2 separate regions of the Homo sapiens genome follow, and region 2 is linked to region 1. Evidence: chromatin loops called from intact Hi-C (ENCODE). Cell type or tissue: prostate gland. All regions are shown on one strand. Each heading gives the region's core, and the rest is flanking DNA. Links, peaks and the distances in the headings are about the cores only. Region 1 holds the start of MIR4289 (microRNA 4289). Region 2 has its middle 68 kb from the start of MIR4289.

The links. Hi-C counts contacts between places; a loop is a spot of excess contacts. Peaks named below come from ENCODE experiments on the same cell type or tissue, not always from the same donor. Only the 100,000 strongest peaks of a DNase experiment are listed, where the experiment ranks them.
Region 2: it touches region 1 in a loop (2.3-fold over the local background); 2 of 110 quality-filtered maps call a loop at or near these places.

The regions. Positions count from the first base shown.
Region 1 is chr9:88,743,222-88,751,793 of GRCh38, forward strand. MIR4289 (microRNA 4289) reads right to left here and starts at 2,684; the gene lies at 2,615-2,684. RefSeq lists an enhancer at 3,908-4,596 and a silencer at 4,493-4,787. In prostate gland, for the core only: no CTCF peak of the experiment used is centred there; a DNase peak (open chromatin) is centred at 4,760; H3K27ac peaks cover 2,398 bases.
Region 2 is chr9:88,810,099-88,818,670 of GRCh38, forward strand. No RefSeq gene overlaps it. Among named protein-coding and RNA genes, the nearest start is that of MIR4289, 68 kb to the left of the region's middle. In prostate gland, for the core only: no CTCF peak of the experiment used is centred there; no DNase peak of the experiment used is centred there.

The DNA of each region.
Region 1 (8,572 bases), core at 3,507-6,006:
GAAACATTTTATAAAATCCTATCTGGGCAAACTGGCCTCTTATTTTTTATTTTTATTTTTATTTTTTTGAGACGGAGTCTCGCTCTGTTGCCCAGGCTGGAGTGCAGTGGCGTGATCTTGGCTCACTGCAAGCTCCGCCTCCCGGGTTCACACCATTCTCCTGCCTCAGCCTCCCAAATAGCTGGGACTACGGGCACCCGCCACCACAACTGGCTAATTTTTTATATTTTTAGTAGAGACAGGGTTTCACCATGTTAGCCAGGATAGTCTCGATCTCCTGACCTTGTGATCTGCCCTCCTCGGCCTCCCAGAGTGCTGGGATTATAAGCATGAGCCACTGCACCTGGCCCTGGACTCTAATTTGTTTGAGTTCAGACAATTAAGAAATAATAGTATTGTTTTTGTTTTTAAAGAAAGGATAAGAAGAAACGTGGGCCTCTAAAGATCATCATGGCAAAAGGTAGCCCTGCTTGCCTTCCAGTCAAAGCCTTCCCGGCTGGTTTGTGCAAAGCTCCAGAGCCGCCTGCTGCTCCTCCCCTGAAATGCTTTGCTTGTTTTCAGAAGTGCTGCATGGAGGCAAGAGGCTCTCTTCTTGGTTTTCTAAATTCACATCTATCTTAGGAAGGGGGTGGAACTGCACACCCTGGGCTTCGCTGTTAGTGGGAGATGACGCGGCCATCCCTCATCCCTCGGGATTGTGGACAGGGTGCTGGCCTGCAGAAAAGGACATACTGGGGCTTTATTGCTTCTGGGCTGGGAAGCGTTTCAGGGCTCCGAAGCCCACACCCATCTGAGGAAGCGCTGCTGCACTGGCCTGGGCCTTGGGCAGGTGGCATCAAATCCGATGCTGGGCTCTCACACGCTCTGCTGGGGCATTATGGACCATCTTTGCAGTTTGGCATGTTCCAAATTAACAAGGGCTCTGCTCTGTGGCCTCTTCCTAGCTGTTGATTCTGAGTGAGTGATCATTTTAGTAGAATTTAGATGTTCCAGCCTGGCATTCTGAGGGCAGCTGTCCTTAAGTAGAGCAGAGACAGAGATGAAGCTACAGCTGCAGTCTGTGATCAGAGCCAAAGCACGTGGACCTCCTGCAGCCCCTAACCCTTCTGCGTCACGAGCACCCTAAATTGCAGAAGGAAGCTGAAGGGGCAGAGGGGATATGGTGATTTTAAACTGTAAGGAACTTCAGGGCAAGTTTTGCACTGATTGGGTCTTTGCAATGTAATTTTTCTTAAAAAGCTTGTTGTAAAAGCATAATTAGAATGTTTTGCACATTTCTTTCTATTCAATGGAGAAATTGCACTGGGTAGATGTCACTCAGAATCCAGTTCTGGCCCTTTCAGGGAGTGAGACTTTAAAACAAGTACACAAGGTCCCACTACTCTTGGTGAAACTAAATGGGGCTGCTCAACTCCATTCCCAATCCCCATGGAAAGTGTGTGGTGAGCTTTCTCAAGTAGCAGCAGCCGACAGTATTAACAGCATCTCTACATTGTAAATACATCCATGGAGGGAGAAGGGAGGAGCTCTGTATAAACAGGAAAGTATAGAAGGGGCAATCAGGGCTGAGCTGCACCTGGGTCAGTAAGGTGGCTGCTCCCTGAGTGCAGAGACACAGCCTGTCCTGCCAGGAGCATGAAACCTATTCAATCAACATTTTTGTATGAATGTGCATCAGTGATCCTCAAGATATTAATAGGAGTTTCAGGGGACAAAGGCATTCTAGCGGCCCAATGAGGAAACCCCACAGTAAACAGGCTTAAATTCTTGTAGCATCTGTAATGTTCTGTGGGCATCCAAAATCCCAAATGTGTGTTCAGGGACACTTCCTCAGTGTCCCTAAACACACATTCTTTGGAGAGGGGTCAAAAGACTTATTAGTCGCTCCCAACAGAAGTGTCCAAGGAACACAAATTCAGAAAATAGCAATTCAGCTGCACTTCCTTATTTGCAGGTGAAAGCCGCCATTTGGTTTAATGGGAAGAGGTGGTTTTGGAGTCAGAAGACTGAGACTGGGATCTGCCTCCTAAGGATGATGGGTATTGGAAACTCACGCCTATGTATCCATTTGTACATTTGAATAGGGGTGTAGTTGTGGCAATGATCTGTAGCTTTTACTGAGCACAAGGTAGGGTGCCTAGAACTCAGGAAGTGTTTAATAAATGATAGCTCTTGAAATTACCAATGGAAAACTGAGTCCTGGTGAGAACCAACTGGCCCAAGGCCAGCCAGTAAGGGAGGTACAGGGCGGAGCTGGGTCTGGGTTTCTTGCCTCCCCATCAACATTCTTTTTACTGTACTACACTAACTGAGAATAGAAGTTGTACATAGTTGTATTTCTCTTATAAGGATAACAAATCAAATAGATGTTGCCAGATGTTTCTGTTTCACAGAAGAATGAAGTTAATGGTTGTATATCAGGGCTCAAACCTAAGATTTAAAGAGAGATTGCTGAGCAAGAGCAGCCATAAAAGATGTCTATGTTGGTATTTCAGCATTCCTGGGCCGCATAAAGCACCATTTGGTCACATCTGGTCTCCATCAGGCCTGAAGTGTTACATAAATACATGCATGGTTTATAGGGTAAGGAGGCCCTGTTGAGACTGGCCAGATGTGATCTGTTTAGGCTCTGCAGACAGGGCCCAGGAAACTGCCTGATAGCCCTGCACAATGCCCTCCCAAGGGACAGAGCTCTCTGCTGCCATCAGTGCATCTAGGGCAGAGATACCATGCTAGCTGCTGTCACTCATGTCCAACATGCTTGGGTGTTCAACCTCCCTCTGTAAAAGCTCTTATTATAGACAACCAGTGGAGTTCAGTTCAGAAGTTAGAGAACAAAATGCTTTAATGACCTTGTGGGCTCCATCCATCCATCCATCCACCCATCCACCCATCCACTCATCCATTCATCTACCCATCCACTTCACCCACCCATTCATCTATCTACTCATTCATTTATGCATTTCTGCAATCATTTACCCACATGCCCATTCATCCATCTACCCATCTATCTCCATCTATATTCATCCATCTTTCTATCCATCTATCCATCCACCTGCCTGTCTGTTCAATCTGTCCATCCACCTATCCAACCATTCATTCTTATCCATGCACCCACCCATCCACCCTCCCATCCAGTTATTCAATGAATATGAGCTCCTTGCATGTGCAAAGCACTAGTCTAGGCGCAGGGAATCCCGCAACAAACAAGTCAGGCATGGAGCTGACATTTGTATCATGTTCCAGAGGGGGAGACAACATTGAGTAATTCCACAATTATTCATTGGCTAGGGTAATAAACTCTCAGAAGAATTACAAAATGCTCCAAGAGTGTGTAATAGGAGATGCCTCCTAACTAGGAGGCCAGAAAAGGCTTCCCTGACGCAGTGGGAGTGCCGTGGGGCAGCCCGGAGCTCTGGCTACAGCCCTGCACCCACCCTGGCTACTGCTTGGTTGGTTTTGTTTTCCCCAGGCCTGCCGATTTTACAGTTAACTCTTTCCTCCATATCATAAGCTTCCAAAACAAGGTTATCCCTTGTTTAGGTAAAACCATTAAAATTTTCCTAGTATCAAGTCCCCCAAGCAATCTAACTAAAAGATTGAATCACAAAATAGAAAAGTCCCTTCTACCACAGCTAATGCTGGAGGAGAATTCCAGGGATCCCTGCACAGCAGTCTCAGGGCAGCATGCCTTCCTCCCCAGGCCACCCGGGGCTCTGAGGAAGGCTGTCAGACTTCGGCCCCTTCCTGTATACTGAGCTCCTGACCACAGTCTTGTGCCGGTTTTGCTTTTTTAAAAGGGACAAGCAAACAGGAATCTTCCCCATGCCTACCCTCACTCGTGCACACAAAGTGGGCCTGGCTGTCATTTCCTCCTGGGGTCTGATCTCTGTTTTATGCTCCTGCTTGTTGATTCTGACCCAGGTAAGCCACACAGGGAAAAGCCATCTCCCTGCTCCTTGCTTCGGGGCAGCAGAGCCATTTCACACACACAAACACCCTGCACCCCAGCTGCCTGGTTTCAGTGGCTGCTTGCTTATGGCCAGACAGCCGAAGGCCAGGCAGGGCCCGGCCTCTGTTCTCAGGTCTCAGCAGTGATTATGCATGCGAGGTAATTACACTGGTCTTGTTTCCGTGCTCTAGGCCTAAGCCTGGATATTCAAGGAAGGGAGCCTCTGGTTTTTTGCTACGTTATAATTTCTTTGTAGGGACAGGGCTCTAGGCGACTCCCAAATGGGCTACCTGTGCCGTGGCCACTCATTTCCTATTGTGCAGAGTAGCAATTACACAGCCAGAGGCTGGCCATGGGTGGGTTTGTTCTTCTCTGTGACATGTATTTTGTGAAACAGAAGAGAGGTCCTCTGTTTCTGAAAGCAACTCTTAAAATAAATACACCAGGCTCCTCCAAGGAATATCTGCATGAGAAGAAGTAAGCTACTATGTCTAGTGGCTCTCAAAGTGTTTTGGCGGGTTGGTCAGTCGGTCCACACAGGGAGAGAGGGGCAGGACAAAGGCCTCACCTCCCACTCAACACTTAATCCTGGTCTTGGGAAAGTTAGCGTTTGCCCACAGGTGACATGTTCTCAGGGCCTGACTACCTGCGGGTGGACACCAAGGATAAGCTGTGTCTTGAATTTTTTTAAAGCTTAAAAAGAAATTACTTCCAGCTGTGCATCATGAGAAGACACTGGTTGGTGTGTGTGAACCGATTTGCAGCACAAAGGGCCCCAGAGTACTTGGCTGGGCCAGATAGTGATGATGACTCATGCTGTCTTTACAAGATACTGCATAAACCTAGAGCAAGACAGAAGTTCCTCCCTCCCGACTCCACCCCCTGGCTTTATTGAGATGTAATTGACAAATAAAGCTTGTATACAGTTAATTGTACAATGTGATGATTTGATGCATGTGCATATCATGAAGTGACGGCCAAGATGAAGCTAATCAGCACTTCCACTGCCTCACATGGTTACCATTATTTTTGTGTGTGTGAGGACACTTCAGTTCTACTCTCTTAGCACATTTTCAACATACAGTACAGTATTATTAACTATAGTTACCATGCAGTTCATGGATCCTCAGAACTTAAGTATCTTATCACTGGAAATTTGTACCCTTTGACCAAAATCCACACAGTTTTTTCCTACTCCCCAGCCCCTGGTAACTGCCCTTCTACTTTCTGCTTCTAAGAGGTCAACTTCATTAGAGTCTGGTGCATATGTCTGTACTATGGAGTAGTATTCAGCCTTAAAAAAGAAGGACATCCTGCCGTTTGTGACAACAGGGGTGAATTCAGAGGACAGTGTGCTAAGTGAAAGACGCCAGACAAGAAGGACAAATACCAGATGGCTGTTCCTGAGAATCGAAGCAGGAAGAAGTTGCCCTTGACACTGAGCCCTTCCTGTGGCCAGAGGAAGCTGAAGGCAAAGAGGGAGGCTGGACCGTCCAGGTGAGAGGCACCTGACTGACCAGTGTCCAGCATGCTTGGCCTGGGGCAGCAGGGCTGATTGTGCAACCCAGCCTTTGGCTTCTCAGAGGCCCTGGAACAGCACACATTCCCTGGTGGTTTGAAATCTGAGAGCCGGAAAGAGCTTTCTGCCTTTCCTTTTGTGTCAGCTCACTTACTTGAAGAAAGCCCATCATCACAATGTTTTCTTTGGGTCCTGCTTACAGGATCTGGGCTTGTTTTGTTTTTCTTCTTGTTGTGTAGGGAGGGACCAGGATGGGAAAGCAATGTCCCTTGTAATTGTTGGGGTTTGTGCTTCTCTTGTAAAGCCTTGGGCTCAAGACCAGTGATCTGCAGTATAATGAGACTCGGCCAGGCCCTGCTCCCTGGAGGAGACAGAGGGACCATGCTGGTAACTTCCTTAACATCATTCAAAGGAAAGCCCAGTTTTTGTTTTCTCCTAAAGTGAAACTGCAGCCCTAGGTAAAAGGTACCTTGTAACCCCACGGATGTCTGTCTTCTACCTTCTCATTTCCCTTCTTCCTCTTCCTTTCTTTTGCCTTTTTCCCTTTTCCTATTTCTATGTTCCATAATCTGGAAGACCCATATATTTTCCAACTTTACTAATGTTTCCAAGAATTTGCATTAAAAGTAGCTGCTACAGTTCCTCATTAACTTGGACCCCATCTCTGGGAGTAAAGTGGGCAATTATTTCTCTGATTAACAAGGGAGGAGACAATGGGCACAGGGGCTCCTTCAAACCCAGACAGTGTTGTTTGTATCTAGATACTGCTAGACCACTTATGTCATTTTGGTTTGGTTCCCACATTTAATATCTTCCCCAAGTCATGTTGACCAACTCTGACTCAAAGGCCAGGATTCTTGGTTGTCCCGAGGCCCTGTTTCCCCACTGTTGAGTTGACAAGCCCATGGGAATTTCCCAGGGGTATGTGTAGCTCTGAGTTCTGGATAGTGTTTGCCACAGGACTGGGCTTCTGATGACACCAGGAGCACACACACATTGCTTAGCAAGAGTGTGCAGCTTACAGAATGGCCAGGCAGAAAGTAGAAAAGAGAGAGAGAAAAAAAGCAAAACTCGAGCTCAATCCAGAGACTCAAGCAGGGAAAAGATGCAGTGATTCTAGAGTGGCATGTGGGCCTTCAGAGGTGAACTCATGGAGGAGATGTGCAAAGTTTTGTGTCTGCACCATGTGGCACTCCACTGCTTATGACAGTGAAGTTTCAACCACCAACAAATGGCCCAGGGCAGGGGATTGTGACTTTTGGATTGCATGGATCACCAATATTTTAAAAGGAGATTCAAACAACACAACTGCTCCTTATCATCTCCTCAATTCATAAGAGAAACGGCAGCTGAACACTCCAAAAGTGTAAGAAGTACATAATCTCAGAACAATGGACAATCTTTAAATAGGATAAAGTTGTCTTTATGAAAAATTTATTACACTGTTTATATTTATCTGGTTTTATTATGGACTTGTAGGAACTTGGTTTCTGAGAGCACTGGTCCTGTGCTGTCTTGGGCCATTAGCCTAGAACAAGGGTGTTAGATGGGCGTTAACTTCAGGGCCAGCTCCAGCAATGGCCAGTGGATGACTGGGAACACTGTTGGGAAGGATTCTGAAGTGGAGTCCAGGCTCAATCATTAATTAGCAATATCTGACATGGGCATCATGGTCATTTTGAAGCACGTTCACAAATCCTTTTGCACTACTTTCATTGAAAGGGGGAAATCTAACTTTTAGATATGGTTTGGCTTGCTTCTGACAGACAGAATGTGACTTTTGAGCACTCACACTTGGAACCCAGCCACCACTGTGTGAAGAAGCGCACAGCATACGAGGTAGTCGGCAACACATGGGTGCCCAGAACAAGAGCCCAGCTGAGGTCCCAGCAGACAGTCAGCGTCCCCCACCAGGCACCTGAGCTAGCCTACTGGTGATCCCATCAGCAGTCATCAAGCTTCCCCAGACAGAAGTGTGTGAAGCAGTGGGAAATTGCTCCTGCCAAGTCCCGGTCAATGTTACAAATTTGTGGTGAAAAAAATATTGCCATTATCATAAACTATGAGTTTTTGGGGTGGCTTGTTATGCAGCAGAAGATAACCAGAGCAATCCCAGGATGGAAATGTGGCAGCAAACATTCACTATCCCTATCCAGAGCATTCTCAGCTATTATTCTTCCACCAAGGTACCCCTGATTTTATTTGAAAATTTAAAAACGAAATGTGTCTTGCCTAAGTTGATGAAAAAGGCCAAGGTCACATTGATTTCAGTAGGTTGCACTCAAATGGACCAATCCTCCATGTTGAACTCAACTTCTGCTCACTCCTCTGAAAGATACTGCAGGGTTACCATGACAACCTGAACATATGCTGGGTGAGAAACACGAAGAACAGAGAACAGGGGAGCACAGGGCCATTTTTTGCTGGGAGAATGTTTTCTAAAAAATATATTTTTTTCCAGGCCAAATTATTTGCAGCTGGTCTTCTCTTGGCAAGAACACTTCATCTGGCAGTGTATTTTCTGTCCTATAGAAGTGAAACATTCCCTGTAAATAGCAGGGAAATTAAAAATATTCTCTTTGTATCACTTTTAAAAACCTCCCACAACTGCTATGGGCAGAACAGATGTCTCCAGGGACCTTGAGGTGCCCTCGCTGCCCCTGAAGGCTCGGGCCCACCTGTCCACTCAGGATGGGTCTCTCCAGAGTGCTTGCCCACTCACCAAAGCCCTCTGTGTAAAAGGTTGTTGGTGCCAACTGTATTCTGCTTTCTAAAGTGGTTGCACCAGAAGAATTCAGTCTGAGGTTAAATTAGGGCATAAGAATTTCAGAATTCAGAAGAGAGAAGTCCTGCACCCCAACACTCAGAAACATGCTCCCAGGCTGAACTTTCAGACAGCTGAAGGACACATTCCCATGCTTGGGTCATTCATTAGAAACTCCCTTTCTCCAGTAACTCCAGTGAGCAAATGTGAAATGTTTTGTGCTGCAGGTGATGCAGCATCTGTATTAGGTGCTGCCTGTGTGATGATGATGAAGGCCTTTGAAGGCTCAAACAGCATAGACACATGGTGAGTCATAAAACTGCCTAATTTTAGTGCA
Region 2 (8,572 bases), core at 3,837-6,336, 67 kb after region 1:
ACATCAAAAGGCAATGAAGCAAATGAAGATGAATTGGTGCTCATTTGCTTGCTTGCTGCTGTGCTATGAAGTAGGAGAGGAAGGGCAGGTTTTATGTATGTTGAAAAATAATTTTGTGTCATTTCAATTAACTAGAGCATGCTGCTGGAATAATAAGCTTGAAATGGGAATTTTTCCACTCCTGGCTTCTGCAAGGACAGACATGGGCCAGTTCTGTGGGGATGGTAAGCCCCTACAACCCCTCTACTCAACCCCTCGGTAAAAATTCAGAGTGCTAATGATGATGTCCTACAAAACTACAAATGAAAACCATATGACATCCCATGGTCCACCGTTTTTATGATCTATGAAAGGGAATCTCATTGCAAGAGGCATCTGAGGGCCACTTTCCGTGTTTGTGGGTAATGTGTCCACGTGGAGACAGGCTGTGGATACCTCCCCAGTGTGGGTCTCCCAACAAAGCAAGGGGAAGACAGTTTGCTCTTAAACATCTCCCCACACTCCTTTTATGGATTCACTCCCCTTAGCCTCTCCCATATGCTTCTGGACTGCCTCATGTCAAGAAACGGCTGGTTGTCTACCCAGCTCCCATTATGCCTTTATTCTTTAAGAGGAGTCTGATTTTATTCTTGGAGTTAGCGTTCCCAGGTATGAAATGAAACTTTCCATCCTCCATTACAGCCAGGGGTGGGCAGCAGACCCAGTTCTAGCCCATAAACCCAGTCAGAAGAGCTTCCAGCAGATGTCTCTGTTTCACCCCTTCCCCTTCCTCCTTGTTTTTTTCTTTCTTAACCTGACCTCCACTATCCTTAGACATGGCCTCCACCCTCAGGCTTTCTCTCCTTAGACATGGCCTCTGACCTCAGGCTCCCTTCCTCCTTAGAAGTTCCTTCTACCCTCAGGCTCCCTCCTCCTTATACGTGGCCTTTGCCCTCAGGCTTTCTCTCCTTAGATGTTGCCTCTGCCCTCAAGCTCCTTCCTCCTTAAATGTGGCTTCTGCCCTCGGGCTCCCTCCTCCTTAGATGTGGCCTCTACTTGGAAAGTTTAGGGACTGTGTTCATCCTTCCAGCCCCTGCCCAGTTCCTGGGTCTCTAACATGCTTGTTAAATGAAAAAATCAGTGGTTGTGGAATGCCCTTCAAATTTAGCTGGATGGATCTGTTGCAATGTTGTGTGGTATTTGCTTAGATACCCTAAAAATGCCTGAATCTTGCTCTGGCCCAGTGACTCCTTGTTTCTCTGAGGAGACGGTAGAACATGGAATCAACATTTCCAGCTGAATGGTGAGGTGAGCTGAAAAACTGCCCCGTCAACCCATAGAACCAGGAGAAACAACAGCATTGCTGTATACGGCCACTAAATTTTGGACAAGTTTGTTATGCAGACACAGACAACTGATACATGATCCTTTCTCCTTAATTCCTTATTCCCCCACTAATGAGGCAACTTGAGCATGTTTCTTACACCCTAATAGAGTGGATAAGAGATCAAAGACTTGAACAAGATCTATGCATTGCCTTGAAACAATACCTGCAGCAATGATTTCAGAGCAAAGATGCAGCCTTTGTGCCCCCCTGCAATGGATACAGTGACAGCGGCCTCAGGCCAAGCGCGAAGACGCTGGTGCTGCTTCCAGCCTGGCTCCCCTGGGCCAGTCTGCTTTGCCACACAAGCAGACTAAGTTGGCACGGTGTTTTCTTTTTCTTTATTTTATTTATTTATTTATTTATTTTGAGATGGAGTTTCACTCTTATTGCCCAGGCTGGAGTACAATGGCTCTATCTCAGATCACCACAACCTCCGCCCCCGCCTGCCCCCACCCCACGTTCAAGCGATTCTTCTGCCTCAGTCTCCCAAGTAGCTGGGATTACAGGCATGCGCCACCACGCCCGGCTAATTTTGTAGTTTTAGTAGAGATGGGGTTTCTCCGTGTAGGTCAGGTGGGTCTTGAACTCCCGACCTCATGTGATCCACCTGCCTTGGCCTCCCAAAGTGCTGGGATTACAGGCATGAGCCACCGCACCCGGCGGCAGCACAGTGTTTTCAAAATATGCTCTGAGAAACAGTAGGGTTTCCACTAAGGTGCCATGGGGCAAGGCCAAGGGCATCCCCAGAACCTGGACTGTGGGACCTTCCCCTTTTGAGGGACAGGGATTTCTGGCTCTTGCCTGGGTTTTATATGTTGGGCTTCTATATACAATTTTATTTAAAGAAGGTATTTTGGTGTTTTTAACATGTGAACATCACTGAAAAAGATTATTTCTAGGGGCCTTTGGGGATCTAACACTGAGTAAGCCTGAAAAGTCTGTGGATCTGTGATTGGCACTCACAGCATCTGAAGAGCCACAGGGACTTGCAATGCCAGCATCATAAACCATGATCCTGGGGATTCAATACGGAAAACACACCCTTTTTCATAGAAAATTACTCCAAGACAATTGCCCATCCAAATGAAGCAGAGGGTGTTCTGAATGGAGGAATGAAGACAGATAGTGAAAAACAGGTAAGGACAGTCCACCCTGAATCCTGTCCAGTGCGGGGCCCCAACCAGGTGCTGGCCTGTTCCCTCTCTGTTTCCTATTTTGAGTGTTTTTTTTTTCTCTTTCTGTTTCTGGTTTCCATTGTTGGGTTTTCTAAATTTGCATTGCTCATGGAAGTATCTCCAACTCCTCCTCTTTGTCTTTGGCGTATCATCAAACTGTTTGTTGCTAATAAGAAATAAAATCCGCATACCTGCACTTTAGCTGGTTTAGACTTGCGTGGCACAATCAGAAAATACTCTCTTTGTCTCTCTAAGAAAGTCTTCAGTGGAGGGAATATTTCTCTTCCCCGGGGACGGCAATGCAGCAGGCCTTATACTTCTCTTACTATTTTTAAAAAAAACTCTTGATGGAAGTATTCTGTCTACTCAAGCCATCAAAACACAGTCTTAGAATATAGTCTCAATTTGGTCATTTGTGTTGAATCCTGTGTTGACCTGAATTGAGCGTCCCCTGCAGGCACATGTGGGCGGGCAGGCCAGTTCAGGGCCAGTCAGTCTGTCTGAGCCTGGTCTCTCCTGTTGTCCAGGGCCTCTCCACTTATGGCTGAGAGCTCACTGCTCCACATGAAGGTTTGGAGGAGGGACCACAGGAGGAGGAGAGCCCTGAGGACCTGCCTTCTGGGCCCAGGAAGGGCCTCCTGCTGACCCTCTCATAGTGCATTCTGGCTTGCCAAGCTCCCCTCTCACTGGGTGGGCGGGGAGGGTCTGTGACCGCAGCCCCTTCACCTGCAGTCGGGTTCACTTCTGCGGGTCGCTTACTCAGGGAGCCAGAGGTGGAGGGAGCTGAGCTGGCCTTTGATGCTGCTACCTCCCACACCAGGCCCACATCCCATCAGGCCTCCTGCACCCTGAGCTGCAGCCGGCTCTGACAGGGCATCACTCCCAGCACAGTGGGTCTCCCATTCCCCATGATCTTAACAGCCACAGGAAGCAGTTCCTCACACGGAAGCGGGCAGGATGAGCTCTTGACTTGAGCTAAAAGGGAAAACACCTTCCACACCTACAGGGGGCTTCGATACACCCTCCAAATAATCCTTTTCACAGAGTCTCCCAGCCTCCCCCACATGAGGCCTAGATGCTCCAACAGGTCCTCAGAGAGCAAAACCAATTTTTAATGAATTCCGTTGTAAATGTTGCATAAGCTCCGGCACCTCGTTTGAAATGCAGCCAGTCCTGTGCCCTGTTTTCCAAGCAGCGCCTTCATGTTAACATCTTTTCATCTCTGGGAAGAAAATTGCTTTCCATCAAAAGATTTAGAAAGCATGGGATTTATAATTCTCTTTAATAAGCAAAACATGCGTGCAGAAACGCTAAGAAATGAGCGTGTGGGGTTTCCCCACTCAGACCCAGGTCAAGGTCAGAGCCTCCAGGGTCCCTATGTGCCTTAGTCATTTATGTAAACAGTCCTTTACTTTAGGGCACTTTCTGTTGATCTATTGGCCATATACTTTTTTTTTTTTTTTTTTTTGAGCTGGAGTTTCACTCTTGTTGCCCAGGATGGAGTGCAATGGCATGATCTTGGCTCAGTGCAACCTCCAACTCCTGGGTTCAAGCAATTCTCTTGCCTCAGCTTCCCGAGTAGCTGGGATTACAGGTGCCCGCCACAACACCTGGCTAATTTTTGTATTTTTAGTAGAGACAGGGTTTCACCACATTGGTCAGGCTGGTCTCCAATTCCTGACTTCAGGTGATCCACCCATCTTGGCCTTTCAAAGTGCTGGGATTACAGGCATGAGCCAGCGCGGCTGGCCATACACTTTTAAAGGAGGGGTCTGCTTTAAGATTTGGATGAAAAATAAATAAAATTAACTGCATGAAAAAGCAATTTGCAAATGGGTGGTCCAAGCCCCTCTTAAAGTTTGATACATCTTTCAAGCTGAGAGGAAGTCTACGTACCTCCACCATCTCCAGAGTTTGTTCCCTGCAAAAGTGATTTTAATCTAGAGCAATGAATTCTGCAAACTCACATCTCAGGCATGTTCCTAATAATAGACTGCCTCCCTGCCCCCACACTGGCAGCCGAATGTTGCCAGTCCCAAGGAATGCTCCATCATGATGCCATTTGCCTGTCAGGACTCTATCCCAGCAGCAGCTGCAGCTGATTATGGCTCGGCTGTGGGCTGTGTTTTTTTATGATCCACCTCCTCCCTTTCAAAATCAATCAGGGCACACTCATGGAAGTAAAATTAGAGGCCCTGGCCAGGGCTTCAGCTTGAGAAATGCACTTTCCCCTCCTTTTCAGGGCAGTGGTGTCCAAGGAGGCCAACAGAGGGGTGGACACCCCGCAAGAAGCCCTGTGACAGCCTCCACCCAGCGTGTCTCCATCTATAGGCAGTTGCTAAGAGACTTAAAATGCTTTTATTCCTGAAGTTTCTTCTTCTTTCCCCTCCTAACCACCCTGGTGTGGCCCTCAGCTCTCAGTAGATATTTCATGTTCTGCACTCCCCTTCCAACCATGTTTATTTCTGCTTTGGGATGCTTGTTGGAAATAGCATGCCATTCAAAGTCACAGACTGTCACCTTGTCCTTAGCTGCTGCCTTCATTTCAGTCCTTTTTTCTACCTATCGAGACTCATTGGCAACCACCATGTGGTCCCTCCCCAGTTATCCCACTGCTCTCTGGGGGCATCATCTGAGCTCGGTTGTCCCTCAGCAGCCTGGGCCAGAGCTGTCCTCTTTGGTTGATTCTTGAACAATCCATCACCTTCACATCCCAACGTGACATTTCCATAAGATCAAACTGCATTCTTTATCCATCCCTGAAGATACATATTCATTTTCAAAAGCTTTGGCTCTCAATTAAAACAGAGAGAGTCATTTGGTCGAGGGCTCTGTGGAAAAGACATTATTAGCTGGAGTATTCTTCTCTTCCCTGTGGTGAATGAGAGAGCATTTTCCAATTAAGGCACTCATTCACTTTCAAGAGGCATGTGCAGGGTGCTCAGATGCGGTATAAAGGAGAGCCAGGCAGATCAGTAGCAAACGAGAGGAAAAACTGGTGGAAAATTAAGAAGAAATGAGAGTATTCAGATGCCAGAAGAGAAAATGAAAGACTGATACAGTGACGTACTCCTGCCCCAGAAGCGGAGTGTCTGCTCAAAAGCGTGAATTTGTGCAAAAGGTTGTGCACCAAAGCAGAAGGGATTCTGTTTGCACAAATGCATGTTTCTATGGATGTGCACGAGATCTGTTGTTCTAACAAGAATTGCTGAGCATTTCCAGCAGGTCACTTAGGGGAGAAAGGACTCTGCAGCCTTCCTGGCCCATCTTCTTCCTAGGTATCCCGGGGGAAGGGCATTTCTGATCTGCCTGCTCCAAAGCTGGGACTAGTACTGGGCCATCTGCTATCGCCTCCCAGGTGATGTGCCATAAAGTCAGAACTCATGAAACATCTCCTGGGCAGCCTCCTTCACTTTCCACACCTGTAACGAGTGGAGAAATTTAGGCCTGGGTCTCTCTTTCTCTCACTCTCTCTGCCCCATCTTCGTCATACCAGATATTCCGAGCATGCTGGTCCCAAAATACAAGTAGTGTAGGGGAGGCCTGGAGAGAGTGAGGCAGGAGCTCAAGTTGTCCCAGAGCCTTGCGTGGGAGCTGGTTGTTGCTTTCCTGGCCACTGACAAAGCGCTTCACCGACCTCCAGTCTATTCTCATTTCCTGCCTTTGACTCCTCGGTAGAGCGCCGTGCATCATGACTGATGACTGACTCTCTTGCCGGCTCCCTGTGGTCAGTCCCTGGGTTGGGTTGAGGCAGACACTCCATCTTCATGGAGTGTGGTCTACTGTGGAATTTCCTGCTGTGTTGGTCTCTGCATCGGTCACTGTGATGGTCCCTGCTCTGGAACAGTGTAGACAACAACTGAGTCTGAAAGGAGAAGGATGGACAGGATCCAGATCCAGGGCTTTTCAAGTTGGGATTCCCCTGGGGCCAGGTAATCTATGTGCTCCAACAGCTCACTTTTTGAGTGGGCAATGTCACAGGCCAACTCCTTTGCTTCAGGTATATCAGGTGTACTAGGGTGTGCCAGAGTACCAGGTGTGCCGGAGGGATCAGACGTGCCAAGGGTGCCAGTTGTGCCAGGAGACCAGGTGTGCCAGGAACAAGGTGTGCCAGGGACCAGGTATGCCAGAGAACCAAGTGTGCCATGCGTACCAGGTGCATCCAGGGACCAGGTGTGCCACAGGACCAAGTGTGCTATGGGTACCAGGTGTGCCCAGGGACTATTCACATCAGGGGTACCAGATGTACAAGGCACCAGGTGTGCCAGGGGACCAGGTGTAGCAGGGATACCAGGTGTACCAGAAGTACCAAAGGTAGCTCAGCTCTTCTCCAGCTGATGATGCAGTGTTGACTCTATTTTTCTTTGAAATAAGAATTTTGTTCTCTCCTTCTCACACACGAAAATTATAAGGAAATTTATTTATATTTATTTATTTATTATAATGAAATTTAAGGAAAAATTGTATTTATAGTAAATACAAATAGATAAAAAGTTAAAACTATCTAAACTACCCCATTCAGGAATAACCACTTTAAATGCTTTAATGTCAGTCATTCCAATAATTTTTTGATTTTACATGTAATGTTTTCAATACACTCTACTTAAAAACAGAATCGTGATTTCAAAGCCTGTTAGTTCAAGAAACCTGACATTTTCAACATCTTTCTGTATCATTAACACACTCCTACAACATCATTGTTAATGGCCTTCTGGGATTCCATTACTTTGAATGTAACAAAACTTTTTCAACCAATCTCTTCATTTTGGACTTTCAAATTATTCCTCCCTTATTTATCTAACCTACTACTGATAGATGTTTGCTTGGGTAGTACCAACATAAAATAGCCTTGCCAGGTGCCAAGTGTGGTGGCTCAAGCCTGTAATCCCAGCACTTCGGGAGGCCTAGGTGGGCAAATCATTTGAGGTCAGGGGTTCGAGACCAGCCTGGCCAACATGGTGAAACCCAGTCTCTACTAAACATTCAAGAAAATTAGCCAGGCCTGGTGGTGGGTGCGTGTAATCCCAGCTACTGGGAGGCTGAGGCAGGAGAATCACTTGAACCTGGGAGGCAGAGGTCACACTGAGCCGAGATGGCGCCGCTGCACTCTAGCCTGGGCGACTGAGTGAGACTCAAAAAAAAAAAAAAAGCCTTTCAGGTTGCACGGTGGAAGATATCAGCTCCTCGGTTTTAATTTGCATTTTTGCATGTGAATCATCCTTTGGTATTCTTTGCCCAATTCCTTTAGTGTCTCAGTATTAGGCTTTAAGATTTAAGGTATAAAATCTTCATCATACAGAGTGAAAAATATGGTTCTTTTTTGTCATCCATCTCTCTAGTTTGTTAGGGGTGTTTAATCTAACACTGTATTTTCTTATTTGTTATGTTTTGGGTGGAAGGAGAGAGGTCAGATCCCTTATTTTTTATCCTTGTGGTCTCTGCCTTGAGGCCCTATGTAGAGGGCCCTTTTCACATCGAGATGTATCTACAGGCTCACCTATATTTTCTTTCATTACTTTTATGTTTTTTAAAAATAATTGTCTTACATCCATTTATTTGTATGGCATAAGGTCTTTAATATTTTTCTCAAATGATTAGCGCAGTTACCATTTTTTATAAAAACAAAAGTTTACATGCTCCCTTTCTCCTACATTAAATTTTTATATATGCTTAGATCTGTTCCTGAAATGTATGATCTGTCTTACTCATCTGTCTATCCATTTCTGAGCCATGGTCACAGTTTTAAATTATTGTAGTTTTCAAATATAATTTTATTTCTATTTTTCAAATATAATTTTCTTTCTTGTATACTAGATGGCCCCGTCTTTAATTACTTAAATAAAATTTATTATCTCCTCTGAAACATTTTTTTCTCCCAGGTAAAATTTAAAGTGGAAAAAAAGCATTGCGGTTGCTGTTTTCCAGCAAACTCCTGCTGTGTTCTTGCCGCACACCCCCGCTAGCCCTGGGAGAGCCATAGGGAATGTCTCACATGTGCTGTAATCCTGCAACACTGTCACTGTGCCAATCT